Linked DNA regions of Homo sapiens: region 2 is linked to region 1. Evidence: chromatin loops called from intact Hi-C (ENCODE). Cell type or tissue: heart left ventricle. All regions are shown on one strand. Each heading gives the region's core, and the rest is flanking DNA. Links, peaks and the distances in the headings are about the cores only.

Region 1 (10,243 bases), core at 1,336-9,335:
TGTTGCTCATTTCTTTTTTCATTAAAACCAAATGCACATTAACAACCTAATTATACGAGCAACTGTCTCAGGCACAGTCACTGGCCCCAGGGAGCACACAGCCAACAGAGAGGCACGTTACACTGCGGTATTCCTCATGCTCTGACAAAGAGAAGCCCCTGGTACAGTGGAGCCCAGAGGAATAACTTCTTTTTTTTGTTTCTTCACTGTGGTAAAATATACATGCAGTTTTCCATTTCACACATTTTTGGGGGTGAGGGGGCTTCCAGTAAAAGCTGGAAAATCTGCTAGACAAATTCTAAATAAGCTGTAACACCCCCTTTTACTTTTTTTTTTGAGACAGTCTTGCTCTGTTGCCCAGGCTGGAGTGCAGTGGCGCAATCTCGGCTCACTGCAACCTCCACCTCTTGGGCTCAAGCGATTCTCCTGCTTCAGCCTCCCGAGTAGCTGGGACTACAGGTGCACATCACCATTGCCCAGCTAATTTTGTATTTTTAGTAGAGACGGGGTTTCACCACATTGGCCAGGCTGGTCTCGAACTCCTGACCTCATGTGATCCGCCTGCCTCGGCCTCCCAAGGTGCCGAGATTACAGGCATGAGCTACTGCGCCTGGTCAGCATCCATTTTTAAGTGTACAATTGAGTGGCATTAAATACATTCACAATGTTGTAGAACCATCCCCACTAATCATCTCTAGACCTTTTTTGTCACCTTAAACAGAACCTCTGTACCCATTAAGCAGTAACTCCCCCTTCCCTGCTGTCCCCAGCCCTGGTCACCTCTATTCAACTTTCTTTCTTTATGAATTTGGCTAATATAGGTACTTCATATAAGAGAAATCATTTGTCTTTTTTTTTTTTTTTTTTTTTTGAGATGGAGTTTCACTCTTGTTGCCCAGGCTGGAGTGCAGTGGTGCAATCTGGGCTCACTGCAACCTTTGCCTCCCGGGTTCAAGCTATTCTCCTGCCTCAGCCTCCCAAGTAGCTGGGATTACAGGCACCCACCACCATGTCCGGCTAATTTTTAAAATTTTTTTAGTAGAGAGGGTTTTCATCATGTTGGAGAGGCTGGTCTCGAACTCCCAGCCTCAGGGTGATCCACCCGTCTCGACCTCCCAAAGTGCTGGGATTATAGGCGTGGGCCACCATGCCCGGCCTGTATCATTTTTTTTTTTTTCAAAACACCATTTTCCTCTCTTTTTTACAGGCTCCAGCCTAGAGTCAGGTGTTGGGTTAAATTATCTTGTCTCTTCAGCCTCTATTCATTTGCAACATTTTCATGCCCTTTTTGTGCTTTCTTTTTTTTTTTTTTGGCATTGACACTTTGGAAGCACACAATTCCACCTCCCCACTTTTAAAAATACAGCATTTTTCATTTAGGTTTATCTGAAATTTTCTTGCGATTGGACTCAAGTCATGCCCTCTTGCCAGGAAGACCACATATGTGACTGGGATTTTTTTCTTTGTACAGCCTTCCTTTTTTCCGCAGTTATTTTGCTTCCCAAGATCAGAAGGTGAGCTTCTACTTCCTAGAATCATGTTGTAGCAGAGCTGAAGAAAGTCTCAGAGGACATGAATTCAACATTCTGTTTTGTTGGGGGCGGAGGGTGGAGGCGATGGGCAAGGGAGAGATGTCATGTGGCCTGCCCAAGACCCACACTGGGCATGTGCTTGGCACACTATAGGCTTTCAAGGAATGTCCTCATTCAACTTAGTTAATGACATATCAAAAGCCAGAACCCAAGTTCCTTGATGCCCACATTCAAGCTCTTTCCCCTAAAACCTACTGCCTCCTGTGAGATTTCTTTGACTACTGCAATCCTTCACCTTTGCCGTTCTTTGCCGACGCACACACACACACCCGTGGCTGCTCCAGCCCGCTAGGATCACTCTCCCTTTTTATTCCACTCAGGAAGCTTGTATGGTTTTTCATAAGTGAAAGTGATGTTATTAAAAGGCTAACCTTGATTACTCTCTAATTTAGTTAAAAGAGTAAGTGGTTTGCAGACATGAGTACTTTATGTTATTAGCAGCAAGTCACTTGCCCTGCCTCAGCAGCTGATGGTGACGCTGTTACAACACGGCAGGTAGAACTATGGCTGCAAACCCCCTGTGTCTAATTAAGGGACTCCCAGGTGCCTATTCTGAGTTCTAGTCACTCAGGTCATCTTTCTGGGTTAGAATAAAGAACTGTCCCCAAGCACCAGAGTTGAGAGTGACTCTTGTTTTAGGGCTTGTGGAAGAGACTGCAAGCAATGAAAATCAAAGTTGCAGATTCTGGAAATTCCTCCACAGTCGCAGAACTGCAGCCAGGTATATACTGCCTGCCACACTTCACCACACAGCTCCCCCGGTGGGCGCCCAAGGCCTTGCCAATGGAATGGGAGAGGAGGTGATAATCCCAACTGCTTAGCCAGGTCCTGTTCCTCTTCCACCAGGCGGAATTGTTGGACTTGGGGCACCCCAGCTTCTACCATGCAGACCCCCACAGGGACCTTGGGGCCACTGGAGCAGTGACAGGGAAGGAACCCAAGTCTAGAATGACCGGGAAGATCAGTGCCACCCTCCAACCTGGATGGCTCACCATGTAGCTGTTACTTTAGAGAGAAGATTCTATAGTTTTAGCCATTGTATTTTGGAATAACTTGCCACAGGAGTTTAGCTTGACTTTGACTAATACAGGGCTTAATGTTCTCAGGGTGAAGAATCTGGGCTAACGTACCCACAGAATGAACAGGGTAGATCCGACAGGGGACATGTACCTCTTCCTAGGGGTGCTCAGGAGACACACAGTGCTCCTCTCTGGACTTTCTCATTCATTCTGAGGTTCAGATCATAGGTAGAGTCGAGTCTTATTTTCAGTGGGGATAGGCAGATGAAGCCTTTTAAAAATACTGATAAAACGCACATAACATAAAATAAAATTTACCACTTTAACTTTTTTTTTTTTTTGAGACAGGGTCTCACTCTGTCACCCAGGCTGGAGTACAGTGGTGTGATCATAGCTCACTGCAGCCTCAACCTCCTAGTGTCAAGCAATCTTACCACCTCAGCCTCCCAAACAGCTGGACTACAGATGAAAGCCACAACACACCTGACTAATTTCTGTATTTTTTTTTTGTAGAGATGGGGTTTTACTATTTTGCCCAGGCTGGTCTCAACTCCTGGCCTCAAGTGATCTGCCCACCTCAGCCTCCCAAAGTGTTGGGATTACAGGCGTGAGCCACTGTGCCCAGCTCACTTTAACCATTTAATTTATTTATTTATTTATTTATTTATTTATTTATTTATTTATTTATTTATTTATTTTGAGATGGAGTTTTGCTCTTGTTGCCCAGGCTGGAGTGCAATTGCACTATCTCGACTCACTACAACCTCTGCCTCTGGGTTCAAGCGATTCTCCTTCCTCAGCCTCTTGAGTAGCTGGGATTACAGTCTTATGCCACCATGCCTAGCTAATTTTGTATTTTTTTTAGTAGAGATAGGGGTTTGCCATGTTGGTCAGGCTGGTCTCAAACTCCTGACCTCAGGTGATCCACCCACCTCAGCCTCCCAAAGTGCTGGGATTATAGGCGTGAGCCACCATACCTGGCCTTTAACCATTTTTAAGTGTACAGTTCCATGGCATTAAATGCGCTCACATCGTTGTACAACCTTCATCTCCAGAGCTTTTTATCACCCCAAACTGAAACTCTATCCCCATTAAATGCCAAATCCTCATTCCCCCTCCCCCTGACCCCTGGCAACTGTCATCCTACTTTCTGTCTTTATAAATTTAACTACTCTAGACATCTCATGTAAGTAGAATCCTATAGTACTGTCCTTTTGTGAGTGATTGATTTTACTTAGCCTAACGTCTTCAAGGTCCATTCATGCTGTGGCATGTGTCAATTTCCTTCCTTCTTAAAGCAGAGTCACATTCCATCATATGACTAGACCTCATTTTGTTTATCCATCCGTCTGTTAGTGGACACTTGGGTTGTTTTCACCTTTTGGCTGTTGTGAACAGATGGAGGCTCCTACTCTGGGAGTTTCCTCTACTTACCGGGTGCATTAGCCATGGTGGTTGATGGATACATTATGGGACTTTTCCTTGATAGGGAGTGGGCAGGAGAAGTTGGTGAGCCTGAAAGTGAGAGAGAAGAGGAGATGAGTGAGGTGGGGATGGGGAAACTATTACCGAATGTTCACCATATGCCAGGCTCCACGTATTTACATCTGTGAACCTGCTAAAACTGCTTTTGTTAATCAACGAAAAGTTATAGTGCTGAAAAATCTTATTCCTGAAAAAGCACAGACTGTTATAAACTGTGCTATTTGAGATAAATAGAGTAAGAATGGAACATCCTTCTTTTGTCTGAAGGACCTGGGTCATCTTAACACTGAGAAGCTGCCTTGATTTCCAACCCAGGGCCTTCTGGACACAACATTGCACATTTGTCTTAACTTCATCATTTCCAAGGAAAGAGGAACCTCCATCCACTTCGTAGCCCAGGTCTGACCGTAATTCCTTTATACACAGTTGTGTTTTGCTTTGAGCCTATTAAACACTGCTTTATTTAAATCTTACCTACAACTTTCCCTTCTCCAACACCCTATGGTAATCCTGTTGGCTTGCTTGGTTAGAGTTGCCCCATGGGTCCTCTGAGGTGCCCTCTCTTGTTGCAGTGATCCGAGAAGCCCGCCTCTGCTGGTCTGCAGGTTTGTCCTGCTGGTCTCTATTAGATGGGGCCACCATGTGTTGTGTTTCGTTTAATCCTCACAGCAGCCCTGCAGTTAGATATGACTAGTCTCACTTTACCGAGGGAGACACTGAAGTCCAGAGGTGTTCTTGGCATAGTGAAGTGGCCTCATTGTCTGGGGTAATACCTGTGGTTCGTTGTCTCATGGTCATGGAGATTAAAGACGTGGACCCACGAAGAGTTAGGTTAAGAGCGGAAGTTTAATAGATGAAAGAGAGAGAATAGCTCTCTGTTATAGAAGGGGGTCCCGGAAAAATGGGTTGTTGATCTGTGGTTAAATGTGGGGTGTTTTATAGATGAGTCGCTGGGGAGGTGGTGTCTGATCTACAGAGGGCATGAAAAATTGATTAGGACCAGGTGTGTCATTTGTATAAGGTGTACATTTCTGGCAACCCCCACCCCAGTATTTTATTACAGGTGTGTTTTCAGTCTAAATTGTCATGTTGCCCATTTCTTTTTTACTGTACACGTGTTAACAAAGAAGGGGAAGATGGAGCTTCCATGGTGGACATGTCCAGCCCCCAGGTAGCCTCGTTTCTATAGATGTCATCGTTGGCATTCCCCTGTGTAAGTTTCTAGTTTTTCTAGTTGTCTTTGTTTATCTGTGTCTGTAGTTTGATTTTTCAGGCTATTCTTCGTTAGGAAAAAAATAATTTCTTGAGCTGTTTTTTGTTAGAAGGGAAGTTCTGTCGAGGACTCTTTTGTCCTCACTATCTGTCTAAATAATTTCTTTCTACCTCCTGTATCAGCGGCACCAGCTGGGGTGGCCCGAAGCCAGGGAGCTGGGCCAGTTCACTCACATGGCTGGAAGTCGGAGCTGATGTTGGCTGGGACCTCAACTGGGGCCAGTGGTCGGCACACCCACACAAGCTTCTCCCGGAGGTCTCTTCTCATGGATGCTGGGGGTATCTTCTCTCCTCTGGAAGCTGTGCTCTGAGAGTGAGCGTCCTAAGAGTCAGGAAGAGGAAGCTGCCACTTCAGGACCTGGGTTTGGAAACTGACCCTGGTTAAGCAGGTCGTTGGGCCCAGGACGAAGGGGAGGGGGGTGGATTCTACCTCCCAGTGAGGAGATGGCCACAGAATTTTCAGGTCGTGTTTTAAAACAGCCTTCGGAGATTTGGAATGCCCTCTTCTCACTTTTCTGTTGTTGAAATATTGCCCATCCTTTATGGCCCAGCTGAAATCCACCTCCTTCCTTCCCCCTCTCTTACCTCTCAGTTGAAATTAATCATGGCCTCATCAGCTCTTCCAAAGCTCACCCTCGTCTGTTGCTTCCAGTCTCTACCGTTGCACAGTAAGCCAGTGGAGGGCAAGATTCGGTTAATCAATTTTACCTGTGTGTAGGGAGTAACAGCGTGCCCCGACATAGGCAACAGGTACCCAGCATTTGAGTGTTAAAAAATGAATAATTGCTGTGAAGCCAAGGGGTAGAGGCAGGAGAAAGAGGGGTCAGAGGAGAGCAGTCCCCGATTTACCCAGGAGGCCTCTGGCTGTGTGGTTGGGTGTTGCCTTCTATTCAGCGGTATCTGAATTGATGCTGAGCAAACATCTAGAAAGAGGAAGCATTGTTGGAGAATTCGACAATTCAGCACTTCTCCTTCTATAGGGTTGTAAGTGTTTCTGTGAATTTAAAGATTCTATCCAAGGGCAATAATAAATGATTTTTTTTTTTGAGACAGGGTCTCATTCTGTCACCCAGACTGGAGTGCAGTGACGCAGTTATGGCTTGCTGCAGCCTTGACCCCCTAGGCTCAAGTGATCCCCCTGCCTCAGGCTCCCAAGTAATTGTGACCACAGGCACATGCTGCTATGCCCGGCTAATGTTTTATTTTTTGTAGAGACAGGACCTCACTATGTTACCCAGGCTGGTCTTGAACTCCTGGGCTCAAGTGATCCTCCCGCCTCAGCCTCTCAAAGTTTTGGGATTACAGGCTTGAGCCACCACACCCAGCCTTATATAAACGATTTTTAAAATTAAAAAAAAAATTTTTTTGAGACAGAGTCTGTTGCCCAGGCTGGAGTGCAGTGGTATGATCACGGCTTACTACAGCCTCAACCTCCTGGGCTCAAGTGATCCTCACACCTCAGCCTCCCGAGTAGCTGGGACTGCAAGCATGCACCACCATGCCTGGCTAATTTTTGTATTTTTGTAGAGATGGGGTTTCACCATGTTGTCCAGGCTTGTCTTGAACTCTTGGGCTCAAGTGATCAGCCTACCTCGGCCTGCTAGAGTGTTGAGATTACAGGCATGAGCTACTGCACCCAGCCATAAATGATTTTTATTTATTTATTTATTTATTTTGTTTTTTTGAGACAGAGTCTCGCTGTGTTGCCCAGGCTGGAGTGCAGTGGCGCGATCTAGGCTCACTGCAAGCTCCGCCTCCCGGGTTCATGCCATTCTCCTTCCTCAGCCTCCCGAGTAGCTGAGACTACAGGCGCCCGCCACGATGCCTGGCTAATTTTTTGTATTTTTAGTAGAGATGGAGTTTCACCCTGTTAGCCAGGATGGTCTCGATCTCCTGACCTCGTGATCCACCCGCCTCAGCCTCCCAAAGTGCTAGGATTACAGGCGTGAGCCACCGTGCCTGGCCTCATAAATGATTTTTAATGTAGCACTGCAAACAGGGATAAGTGGGCTCGTGCTCCTTAGTGGGACTCATTGATAAGGAGGCACTTAGTAGAGTGATAATATCTTCACCCTCTATACCATCTAATAAGTCAAACAGGTAGCTTGGGATCGGTGCAGTAGCATTTGGGTATATGTTCTGGCCTGGCTTTACTAAACAATTTGCAAGGCAAAGCTAAAACCAAAACATATGGTGGCCACTCCAAAAGTGAGGTCTGAGCCTTTGTTATGGCTGTTGCCTCTCTAGCAAGTCTGAGGAGACAAGCTGTGAGCGCAGCTTCCTGCGGACAAGACAAGGCCTCCCCTTTGTGAACCTCCCATGATGCCTGGTCTCCAGCTGCATCTTTGATATTGGCCATGGACAGTTTTTCTGTGCTGTATCCCCATGGCTTATCTGGGGCCAATCTTAGAGTACCCCAGTGTCTTCGGGGTGGTTTGTATAAATCCACTCAGGGACTAGATAGTGGTGGATCATTTGCTATGACTCCTTTCTCCAGAAGTAGAGGTGGCCTGGACAAATCACCTTGCTCATTTTTTCTTGTGTTTCAGAGGTTAGAGCTCAGATGCTAAAGAATCCAAGGGACAAATCCCAAGGGTGCAGTCTCATTGTCAGCAGCCAAGCTTTCCTGCCACAGAATGAAGCTCTCTCTTCTCCATCCACACTGGCATTTGCCACTTGGGATATAGCAGCTGCTTCTCAATTCTTTGTCAGGCCTCTAGCCTCTCACTGCTGCTAATTCATGGACTCCCAGGAGGTTACTTCTAAAACTTCTTCCAATCCTTGTTATGGCTCATATGAACTTCTGAATAAAGTGGGAGAGGGTTAAGAAGAAGGAAATAAATCTCTATTCAGTGCCTAGGTGCTCAGCGAACACTTTGTCATCTGTATCAATGACACCACCAATCCAATTGCTCAAGCCCCAAATCTCATTGGGTTCTCTTTCCATCACCAGCTCCCAACATTCTTTGGCAATTTCTGATAATTCGAGCACCAAAACATATTCAAAATCTGCTGACATTTTTCCCACTTTCTCACAATTGCCACCACCTTGGTTCCAAATGGCTATGTGGACTTTTGCAGTAGCCCCTTAGAGTCAACAATGTTAGTGCTGTACTGTAGTGGATGTTGTGGTGTGTAGCCCAGACCCACTTCAGGAGGGGACACTCACACCTCCAGTCATAGGGAGTGTTGACTGCTGTTGCTTCATGGCTCTGTCCTTCCATTGGCTAAAAAGAGCTGCTGTGCCCAAGGTTATACTCCCTCCCTGGGGGCAGCTTACATTCCATGACTGATAGATTTGGGGATACAAAGGACTGCCCTCCTTTTCTCAATTCGGGACAACCCTGAAGGCCCTTCCCAGCTTTAAGCTTCCCATGGGGGTCCACTGAGGCCCTTGTAAGCACCCACATCATGATTCAGCTTTATGATTTAGCTTCTCTTACCCAACCTTATTTTTGCCACCTCCTTGTTGGTGTCATTGCCAAGAGCACACTCCAGTAAACCTCCTGTAGGCAGATAGCCATCTCAGAGTCAAAAATGTTGGTTCCATACTGTAGTGGATGCTGTGGTATGTAGCCCAGACTCTGCTTCAGGAGGAGACACTCACACCTCCAGTCATGGGGAGTGTTGACTGCTGTTGCTTCATGGCTGTGTCCTTCCATTGGCTAAAAAGAGCTGCTGTGCCCAAGGTTATGCCCCATCCCTGGGGGCAGCTTACATTCCGTGATTACATGTCTGTGGCCGATGACACCTGTCGAGTGTTCTGCTGCCCCTCCCCATTGTGTAGCAACCCTGGGTGGATTCTAGCAGCGTTGTCCAGCTGGCAGAACTCTATCCCCCTTGCCACAGTTATTGGCTCAGGAAGGGGTTTGTCACCACAATAGCCACTAAGCCAAGTGGCCAGTGGCATTCACATGGCCACAGTGATTGTTCCAGGGTGAGCATGTGACATAAACCAATCAGAGTGAAGCTCTGGACTTTGGTCAATGGCTAGAAGAGTGGCATTTGCTTGGGCAGAAGCATGGATCCCTGTTGTCCCTGGAAACTACCCCACAAGATGAGGAAAACCCACGTGGGGATGAAGCTGAAGCGGGGCAGAGCTGAAACAGTCACGGAGAAATGGAGACAATACCTGATCAGTGTCTGAAGACTGTCCTTCAGCTGAACATTCCAGTTATTGAAATATGAAATCATCTTTATTGTTTAAGCAAGTTTGATTTGGGTTTCTAATTGGTCTTTCTATTTTCACTCTTGGTATCTGTGATGGTTAATATAGAGTGTCAACTTGATTGGATTGGAGGATGCAAAGTATTGATCCTGGGTGTGTCTGTGAGGGTGTTGCCAAAGGAGATTAACATTTGAGTCAGTGGGTTGGGAAAGGCAGACCCACCCTTAATCTGGGTGGGCACCAGCTAATCAGCTGCCAATACAGCTAGAATATGAAGCAGGTGGAAAAAAACGTGAAAAGGCCAGGCTGGCCTAGCCTCCTAGCCTACATCTTTCTCCCATGCTGGATGCTTCCTGCCCTCAAACATCAGACTCCAAGTTCTTCAGTTTTGGGACTTGGACTGGCTCTCCTTACTCCTCAGCCTGCAGATGGCCTATTTTTGGACCTTGCGATCATGTGAGTTAATATTTTAAAAACTCCTCTCTCTCTCTGTCTCTCTCTGTCTCTCTCTCTGTCTCTCTCTCTGTCTCTCTCTCTCTCTGTATATATATATCCTATTAGTTCTGTCCCTCTAGAGAATCCTGACTAATACGGTATCTTAAAATTCTTTTTCCACAAAGCAGACTCTTATGGATTCTTGAAAAAGTTTAAATTAGTTCACACTCCTCTCCCCTACTTAAAACTTTCCAATGGACAACAGAAGAGAA
Region 2 (10,243 bases), core at 886-8,885, 110 kb before region 1:
ATAGGAGCCGGGCATGGTGACTAGTGCCTGTAGTCCAAGCTACTCAGAAGGCTGAGGCAGGAGGATTGCTAGAGCCCAGGAGTTTGAGGCTGCAGTGAGCTATGATGGTGCCACTGCACTGCAGCCTGGGTGACAGAGTGAGACTGTCTCTAACAAAAAAGAAAGAAAAGAAAATAGGCAAGCTATACACCAGGAGAAAATATTCACAAAGTATGTGTCTGACAAAGGACTAGTATCCAGGATATATATAAAGAATTCCTACAACTCAATAATATAAAAGCAATCCAATAAAAAGTATATTAGTGTATTAATAACAATTAGCACATAAAAAATGTCCTCTACATGATTAGTCATTGGGGAAATAAAAATTAAAACCACAACCAGCTGTCATTACACACATACCTGAATGGTGAAAGTTAAAAATTCTGGCAATACCAAGTGTTGGTAAGGATGGAGATGTACTCACACATTGCTGGTGGGTGTGTGAATGAGTACGATCACTTTGGAAAGCTATTTGGAATTATCTACCTATGTTGAACATATGTATCTCCTATGACCCAGCAATTCCGCTCCTAAATACACACTCAACAGAAAAATGTACAGCTGGCCCAGTGTGGTGGCTAACACCGGTAATCCCAGCACTTTGGGAGGCTGAGGCGGGTGGATCACGAGGTCAGGAGTTCAAGACCAGCCTGGCCAACATGGTGAAATCCCGTCTCTACTAAAAATACAAAAATTAGCTAGACGCGATGGCAGTCACCTATAATCCCAGCTACTCGGGAGGCTGAAGCAGGAGAATCACTTGAACCTGGGTGGCAGAGGTTGCAGTGAGCTGAGATTGTGCCACTGCACTCCAGCCTGGGCGACAGAGTGAGACTCTGTCTCACAAAAAAAAAAAAAAAAAAGAAAGAAAGAAAGAAAAAGAAAAAAGAAAAAGAAATATGTACAGTCCAGCACAGTAGCATGTGCCTGTAGTCTCAGCTTACATAGGAAGCTGAGGCAGGAAGATCACTTGAGGTCAGGAGTTTGAGGCTGTAGTGTGCTATGATGGCACCTGTGAATAGCCACTGTACTCCACCTGTCTCTAAAAAATATTTAAAAATTAAAAATAAAGAAATGTGTGTCTGGGCACGGTAGCTTATGCCTGTAATCCCAGCACTTTGGGAGGCTGAGGCAGGCAGATCACGAGGTCAGGAGATCGAGACCAGCCTGACCAACATGAAGAAACCCTGTCTCTACTAAAAATATAAAAAATCAGCCGGGCATGGTGGCACATGCCTGTAATCCCAGCTACTCCGGAGGCTGAGGCAGGAGAATCGCTTGAACCCAGGAGGTAGATGTTGCAGTGAGCTAAGATCACACCATTGCTCTCCAGCCCGGACAACAAGAGCAAAACTACGCCTCAAACAAAAAAAAAAAGAAAGAAAGAAAGAAAGAAAAGAAATGTGTACTTATGTTCACCAAAAGTCACGTACAAGAATGCTCAAAAGACACGTACGAGAATGCTCACAATAGCATTATTCAATATAGCCTAGAACTTGAAACAGAAGTCCATCAAAACACACTATGGGACATCAGACAATGAATACTGGACAGCAGTGGATGAGAAAGAACAATTGCTACGGCCAAGAAAGTAGAATCTCACAAGCATAACAGACGAAGCCAGGTGAATGGAAGAGCCAACGGCAGATGATTCTACTTATGACAGGCAGAACTGGTCACTGGTGTGCAGGTCAGCATGGTAGATTCCTTGGGGGGTGGGCAAGGATAGTGACTGGCAGAGGGCAAGAGGGGGCTTCTGGTCACATTCAGGGCTCATTTTTGACCTGGGTGGTGGCTTCATGGGAATCCCCACTTATGATCTGTCAAGCTTCATACATGTAATTTGTTCTCTTTCCTACATATGATTCATTTTTAAAATAACAGGCTTTTTAAAAATTTTTTTATTTTTAGATGAAGTCTCGCTCTTGTTGCCCAGGCTGGAGTGCGATGGTGCAATCTCGGCTCACTACAGCCTCCGCCGCCCAGGTTCCAGTGATTCTCCTGCCTCAGCCTCCCAAGTAACTGGGATTACAGGTGCCTGTCACCGCACCCGGCTAATTTTTGTAATTTTAGTAGAGATGAGGTTTCACCATGTTGGCCAGGCTGGTCTCAAACTCCTGATCTCAGGCGATCCGCCTGTCTTGGCCTCCCAAAGTGCTGGGATTACAGGCGTGAGCCACCGTGCCTGGTCAGACTTTATTTTTTAGAGCAGTTTTAGAGCTTTGTTCTTCAGAGCAAATTGAGCAGAAGGTTCTCAAGAGATGTCCCATATACCCACTACCCCTACACACTCACAGCCTCCCCCTTGATCAACACCATCCACCAGAGTGACACATTTGCTATAGTGGAGGGACCTACACTGACAAGTCATTATCACCCGAAGGCCACAGTTTACATCAGGTTTCACTCTTGGTGCTATATATTCTGTGGCTGTGACAAATATACGATGACATGTATCCACCATGACAGTATCATATAGATCTTCTGTGTCTGCCCATTCATCCCTACCCACCTGAATTTTCAGGGTCTTTTTGTTTTGTTTTGTTTTGAGGCGGAGTCGTACTCTGTCACCCAGGCTGGAGTGCAGTGGCGTGATCTCAGCTCACTACAACTTCCGCCTTCCTGGTTCACGTGATTCTCCTGCCTCAGCCTCCCGAGTAGCTGAGATTACAGGTGCCTGCCACCACGCCCGGCTAATTTTTGTATTTTTAGTAGAGACGGGGTTTCACCGTGTTGCCCAGGCTGGTCTCAAACTCATGACCTCAAGTGATCTGCCCGCCTTGGCCTCCCAAAGTGCTGGAATTACAGTGCAGTTTTCAACTTTAAAAAGCTATAAACAGATAGTACTGTGAAAATAGATGGAATCTTTCTGGGACAATGTAGAAATGAAGCTTCTTAATTTGGAGTTCACGACACTTAGGGGGACCCTCAAACCCCTTCATGATGTTGTATGGAAAAAATCATATGTATGTATTATGTGCACTTATTTTTTTCTGGGAAGAGTGACCAGCAGAGAATCAAAGGAGTCTATGACCCCAGAAAATGTTCTGACCCTCTGGTGTGGAGTGAGGGAGCAGTGGGCGAGAATGGAGACTCAGGTCAAGCACACCTGAAGGGCAGTCAGGCAACCAGCACGGGAAAGGAGCCAGGCAGGGAGTGGGCACGGATGCAGGGAGGGTGGGGGTGCTCTGAGTCATGGAAGTCACAAGAGGGGGTGGCTCCGGAAGAGAAGATCAAGGAAGGAGAAATAGAGCAGGGAGGACTAATCAATATGGCAGAGCCCTCTCACTGGGCTCACAAAGGAGAAGAGTGTGGCTTCCAAGGCAGTGGCAGGGGAAGAAACCAGGCTGTGGAGGGCTGAGGAGGGCGTGGCACCCACCCGCACTTGCTTTCCCTAAGCCATGCGGTTTCTTAGCCCTGGGCACTGCATTTTCTGTTCCCAGGGCCCCTCATGCTCTTCCCTCCACTCCTTACATATCTGGATCATTCCAAACTTTCAGGCACTAGACCGGGGGCAGTGGCTCACGCCTGTTATCATAGCACTTTGGGAGGCCGAGGTGGGTGGATCACCTGAGGTCAGGAGTTTGAAACCAGCCTGACCAACATGGTGAAACCCCATCTCTACTGAAAATACAAAAATTAGCTGGGTGTGGTGACGAGCACCTGTAATCTCAGTTCCTGAGGAGGCTGAGGCAGGAAAATCGCTTGAACCTGGGAAGCGGAAGTTGCAGTGAGCCGAAATCGTGCCACTGCATTCCAGCCTGGGCAACAAGAGTAAAACTCTGTCTCAAAAATAAATAAAGAAATAAACTTTCAGGCACTGTTGTTGCTTCAGAAAGAACACTCACTGAAGTGCATTTTCTCAGTTTCTGTCAGTCTCTTTCTCTCTCTCTTTTTTTTTTTTTTTTGAGATGGGGACTCACTATGTTGCCCATGCTGGTCTCAAATGATGTCCCACCCTTCCCCACTTTGGCCTCCCAAAGTGCTGGGATTACAGGTGTGAGACCCCATGTCCCGCCTGCTCAGTCTCGTTGCCTCTTTTTATCTTCTTCATAGGACTTTAAAAGAATGTGTGCGCTTCTCATTTTTAGTTACCTATCTGCTTGCCGATTTCCTCCCTTCTGCACTGGAATGTAGGCTTCAGGAGGTCGGCGGCCTTGTCTGTCCTGTTTTCCTGGCTCTCCCCAGCCATGAGCCTGATGCACGTGCAGGTAGGTCCTCCCCTGTCAGGGGAGTGCATGTATGTGCAGGCAGGTGCTGACGACTGTGATGAGGCCTCCCTTCTGAGGAGGTGAGATGCACAGGGAAGGAGAGAGATTAGATGACGGCTGATGGGCATCAGGGACCAAGGAGGATGGGCGTTAGGACAGAAGGCAGTGGTGCATGTTTGCCAGCTGAGGGGAGGGGTCAATCTAATGAGTCTGAAGATAAAAGAAAATGAGGAGATAGCTGATGGGGAGCTGGGGAGGATTCTGTGTCCAAACAGGAGGTGGTAATGACCTTGAACCACAGGTGCTGCATCCCCTGAGCTAAGAAGAAAGAGGCAACCTTGGGAGAGGGTGATATTGTGATATAACAAAAAATGTAGCCAGGCACAGCGGCTCACGCCGGTCATCCCAGCACTTTAGGAGGCTGAGGTGAAAGCATCATTTGAGGCCAGGAGTTCGAGACCAGCTTAGGCAACATAGTGAGACCCCCATCTCTACAAAAAATAAAAAAAATAGGCAGGCAAGGTGCCTGTAACCCCAGGTACTCAGAAGGCTGAGGTGGGAGAATCCCTTGAGTCCTGTGCTCCAGCCTGGGTGACAGAGGAAGACCCTGTCTCAAAAAAAAAAAAAAAATGCTGAGCTAGGCTGGGGTTCTGCTGAAACAAGGTGAGGCACAGAGAAGGAAAGGTGCTGATGAGAGGGAGGTTCAGGCAGCCTGGGGTTCAGGCTTGGCTGGAAGAGAAACAGGACCAGGAGGAGGTGATGGGGTGGCAGGGAGCAGAGGCGGTGTGTGAGTTAAGGGGAAGGTGTGGTGGGAGGCAGGCATGGGGGATGGAGGTGGGGTACTTGTATTCAAGATTTCAGGGGCGGAGCAGTTTCAGGTGATGACAAGGTACAGGGTGTGGCACAGGAGTGGGCACCTGAAGGGAGAGAAAAGGGAAGGCCTTGGAGTGGAGGAAGTGAAGGTGCACAGAGGCGGCCATCCGGTGTCCTCCACGGGGCACTGAAGCCACCCTTCTTGGGCTGGAGCGAAATACTGCTCTAAAGCTAGATGCCTGAGTATTCACCGCGCAATGGGGAGTGGGCAGGTGTTAACATTCATTCATTCATCGTTCATTTGTTCATTCGGGGAAATAGTTACTGTTTATTAGCTTTACCATGTGGTGAGCCAGGCAGATGCAGATGCTTCCCTAGTGGATCTGACCATCTCCTGCGAACCCATCGTTGCAGACACACATGACTTTCTCTGCTCCCTTCCTAGGAGGGGCAGAGGGTGTTCAGCAGGATGGCAGGAGCCCTGGGGAGCAGGGGCTTCTACACAAGTGTGGAGGTATCGGGGTCTGGCAGCAGCAGCCTGGAGGGCGGAGACCTGCAGTTGCCCACAGCATCCTCAGGTGAGGGCTATGGCAGGGGGTGGAGGCAAGTGGATGATGTTGCAGAGTCTGTTTACTCCAGAAGATGGCTCCAGGGAGCTGCAGGGCTTTAGGATCTAGGGAGGACAAAGGCAGATTGGGAAGAAGCAGAGGTTCCCGGGAAGCAGACGGGAGGTATGGTCTACAACATGAGGGCCCCCCCGCATCAAACTCCACATTCTTGGGCAACTTCCACAATGCTCACGAGGCTCAGGCTCGCACCCAACCCAGACCCACAGATGCCTTTGACACCCTCTGCCCCTCCTAGGAAGGGACCAGTGCTCCCCTGTTTCTACTGACATCTCAAAAGTCCTACCTTGTATGCTGTCATAAGTTGCAATGGCTTCCCTCTGCCAATAGACTCAGCAGGCTTCCACCAAACAGGATACCTGGAGAAAACCAGTGCTGTTATTCCATGGCTTTTGTGTGGTTGAGAACCATTATTCCTTCACAATATTCAAATCCAAAATTCCCTATTCTCATAGCACCCATTTCCCAAGTGGATACACCTTAAAAATGATGTGTGCTGAAAAGAAAAGATGCTGTTATTTCCTGATGCTGTATTCCATCCATCTATCAGTGTGCTACTCCCGCCAAATAAATCCCAGGGGAGAGCGAAGGAGGTCACTCACATTAGCATAAATGTTCATAGGTGAAACCATGAACATAAGTGGGATCTTGAAAACCTCTTTAAGAAAATGATGGGGGCTGGGCACTGTGGCTCACGCCTGTAATCCCAGCACTTTGGGAGGCTGAGATGGGTGGATCACTTGAGCTCAGGAGGTCAAGGCCAGCCTGGCCAACATGGTGAAACCCTGTCTTTACTAAAAATACAAAAATTAGCTGGGCACAGTGGCAGGCGCCTGTAATCCCAGCTACTAGGGAGGCTGAGGCAGGATAATCGCTTGAACCAGGGAGGCGGAGGTTGCAGTGAGCTGAGATCGCGCCACTGCACTCCAGCCTGGCGACAGAGCAACACTCTGTCTCAAAAACAAAAAAACAAAAAAACATAAACAAAAAAGGACAAGTATTCTTCTGAGAATTGGACATTACTGACCTCTAAAGTTATTAATCACAGTGTGTGTTCTCTGAATTTTAAGTTTCTGCAATGTTTATCAACTATTGGCAAATTAAGCGCATATTATTTATGGCAATGAGCAATATATATTTTCCAAATAGTTAAACATTTGATATACTTACTAAAGAATTAAAAATCACAATGTTTATCAAAATAATTATAAGAATTCACATATTAACCAAACATTTGCCGACAACCTACTTTATGCCAGGCGTGGTGCTGGGCATTAATATAGAGCTGAGGAAGGGAGTGCCCTCTAGTAGCTCGCAGTGTGAGATCAGACAGATGAGGAATCCAGGACTTTGGGATCAGGCACTAAAGCTGTGATAGAGGGATGGGAGATGCCAGGGGCGGAAGCCCAAATGAGGATCAAGAATGGTTTCAAGGGCAGGTCATGCTTGAGCTGACTTGATTTTTTTTTTTAATTAAAACATTTTAAAAAATTATTTTATTTTTTCAGACGTGGTCTCACTATGTTGTCCAGAGGCTGGTCTCAAACTCATGAACTCAAGCGATCTGTCTGCCTTGGCCTCCCAAAGTGTTGGGATTATAGGTGTGAGCCACCGTGCCCGGCCATGTACCCCTGAACTTAAAATAAAAGTTATAAATAGGCTAGGTGCCCTGGCTTATGCCTGTAATTCCAGCACTTTGGGAGGCCAAGGCAGAAGGATTGCTTGACCCCAGAAATTCAAAACCAGTCTAGGCAACATAGTGAGACCCTGCTCCATTAAAAAAAAGAAGACATAAGTAGGTTAGTCAGGTGTAGGGGTATGCACCTATATGTGGTCCCAGCCACTCAGGAAGCTGAGGTGGGAGGAGGATCACTTGAGCCTAGAAGGTCGAGGCTGCAGCAGTGAGCCATGATCCTGCCACTGCATTCCATCCTGGGTGACAGAGCAAGACCCTGTCTCAAACAAACAAACAAACAAAAACAAAAAAAAAAACCACCCATAAGTAAGGATGGGAACAGTGATGGGGAGAAGGGGACTAGAATGAGAGGGAGGAACTTGGGGGTCTGCAGGTCACCATAAAAAGAAGGGTAAAGGGCGGTTTGTCCACACGTCGCTGCCCAACACAGTAGCACCATCCGTGTAGTCAATTTAAATTAATGCAAATATTAAGGCTGAGCCTGGTAGCGTGCCCCTGTGGTACCAGCTACTCAGGAGAGGCCTCAGATGGGAGGACCACTTGAGCCCAGGAGGACAAGGCTGCAGTGGGCTGTGATTGCACCACTGCACACCAGCCTGGGCAACAGAATGAGACCTTGTCTCAAAAACTAAATTAATTGGCCAGGCACAGTGGCTCAAGCCTGTAATCTCAACACTTTGGGAGGCCAAAGCGGGAGGATTGCTTGAGCTCAGAAGTTTGAGACCAGCCTAGGCAATGTGGCAAGACCCTGTCTCTACCAAAATATACAAAAATAAGCCAGGTGTGGTGGCATGTGCCTATAGTCCCAGCTGCTCGGGAGGCTGAGGTGGGAGGATGGCTTGTGCCTGGGATGCCGAGGTTGCAGTGAGATCACACCACTGCACTCCAGCCTAGGCCACATAGCGAAACTCTGTCTCCAAAATAATTAAATAAATAAACTTATCTAATTAATGAATTTAAAAAAATCAAGTAATGAAAATTAAATGAAATGTAAAACTGTTCCTTAGTTTCTCCAGCCTCCTTCAGGTGCACATGTGGCCAATGGCTTCCGTATTGGGCAGTGCCGTTATAAAGCATTCCAGTCATCACAGAGAGTTCTATTGGCCAGGGCTGGTCTATGCCGAGATTGGAAGCTAGGGGTGGGGACAAGGGGAGTTAGGGCAGAGTGCGGGAGAAGGGCCTGATGTGGCAAGATGGAGCAAGGAGAATTGCCCCAGGGCTGGTAGGTGTGGGGACAGGAAACAACCAACCCCTGAGGGGTTCTGAGTAAAACAGTGTCCTCAGGGGAGTACACAAGGTGGGGAAATTGAAAGAAGTTGGGAGCCAGAGGTTTTGCGGATGAGGGACATGAATGCCAGAGAGCACAGATGAAGGGCGGAGGGTGGAGGAGGGACAGGAAGAGGGACGGAAGAGGGGGTGTGCTGAGCCGCATGGAGATCAGAGTGAGCAGGGGAGGGTGACCTCGGAGCCCGTGGCTTCCTGAACTGTCCTCTAGGCAGAGTGGGGCCAGGCTGAGAGCTGGGGGTGGGAACAGGACCACCCTTCTCACTTCTACTAATGGAAGCCTGCCAAAGGGATTTTCCTGTTGTTGGTTGATAACTTTTTATTTTAACATAATTTATTTTCTTTTTCTTTTTTTTTCTTTTGAGACAGGGTCTGGCTCTGTCACCCAGGCTGGAGTGCAGTGATGTGATCTCGGCTCACTGCAACTTCGACCTCCCAGGCTCAAGCGATTCTCCCACCTCAGCCTCCTGAGTAACTGAGACTACAGGCATGCACCACCACACCCAGCTAATTTTTTGTATTTTTTGTAGAGATGAGGTCTTGCCATATTGCCCAGGCCGGTCTCAAACTCCTGGCCTCAAGTGATCTGCCCACTTCGTCCTCCGGAATTGCTGAAATTACAGGTGTGAGCCACCGTACCCAGCCTCGTAAATTTCAGCCTTACAGAAAAGTTGTAAGACTAGCACAAGGAACTTCCATAGACAGATATGGGTATATGATAGGACTATTATATTGGCATGTAATATATATGACATAGTTCTCTATATCACCTAATATATACTTACAATATGTACTATATATTATATAATGACTTAATTATATGTAGAAAATATTTGAGAGTAAACTGACGTATCTGTTAACTATCCTCTAATCCAGCCTGGAAGCCACCCATTTCTCCAAGGTTCCCTGGTTCCTTTTAGTGGATGGTGGTATTAGAAACTAAGATCTGGACTACTGGTATATTCAGTGCTACTGGTAAATCATTGCTTCTGAGGTCTCCCAGCAAACAGAGCTAGTAAATGGTTTATTTCTCTCTCTCTCTCTCTCTCCCTTCATCCACCCATTTTAAAATCTGGGAGTTTAGACTGGCACCTCCAGTTTCAGTTCAGCAGCACAGGATTTATTCTAGTTTTCTCCTTTTCCATATTTGGTTTGGGGTTTTATTTTTATTTTTCAGAGAGGAGGTCTTGCTCTGTCACCCACCCTGGAGTACAGTGATGCAATCATAGCTCACTGCAGCCTCAAACTCCTGGGCTTAAGTGATACTCTTGTATTCAGCTTTCTGAGTAGCTAGGAATACAGGTGCAAGCCACTGCACCTGGCTAATTTTTATTTTTCGTAGAGTTGGGGGTCTCACTATGTTACTCAGGCTGGTCTTAAACTCATGGCCTCAAGTGAACCTCCCACCTTGGCCTCCCAAAGCACCGGGATTACAGAGAACGGGACTTTCTCTCTTTTTTTTTCTTTTTGAGACGGAGTTTCGCTCTTGTTGCCCAGGCTGGAGTGCCATGGCGCATTCTCAGCTCACTGCAACTTCTGCCTCCCAGGTTCAAGCGATTCTCCTGCCTCAG

The links. Peaks named below come from ENCODE experiments on the same cell type or tissue, not always from the same donor. Only the 100,000 strongest peaks of a DNase experiment are listed, where the experiment ranks them.
Region 2: a loop joins it to region 1, with 2.2 times the contacts of the local background. A loop is called at or near these places in 12 of 110 quality-filtered maps.

Annotation. Positions count from the first base shown.
Region 1 is chr2:10,815,229-10,825,471 of GRCh38, forward strand. It overlaps a transcript of PDIA6 not described here and the pseudogene RNU7-176P. Among named protein-coding and RNA genes, the nearest start is that of PDIA6, 7.6 kb to the left of the region's middle. RefSeq lists an enhancer at 4,485-5,684. In heart left ventricle, for the core only: a CTCF peak has its summit at 2,364; a DNase peak (open chromatin) is centred at 5,522.
Region 2 is chr2:10,703,814-10,714,056 of GRCh38, forward strand. No RefSeq gene overlaps it. Among named protein-coding and RNA genes, the nearest start is that of ATP6V1C2, 13 kb to the right of the region's middle. In heart left ventricle, for the core only: a CTCF peak has its summit at 5,715 (motif pointing right); no DNase peak of the experiment used is centred there; H3K27me3 peaks cover 711 bases.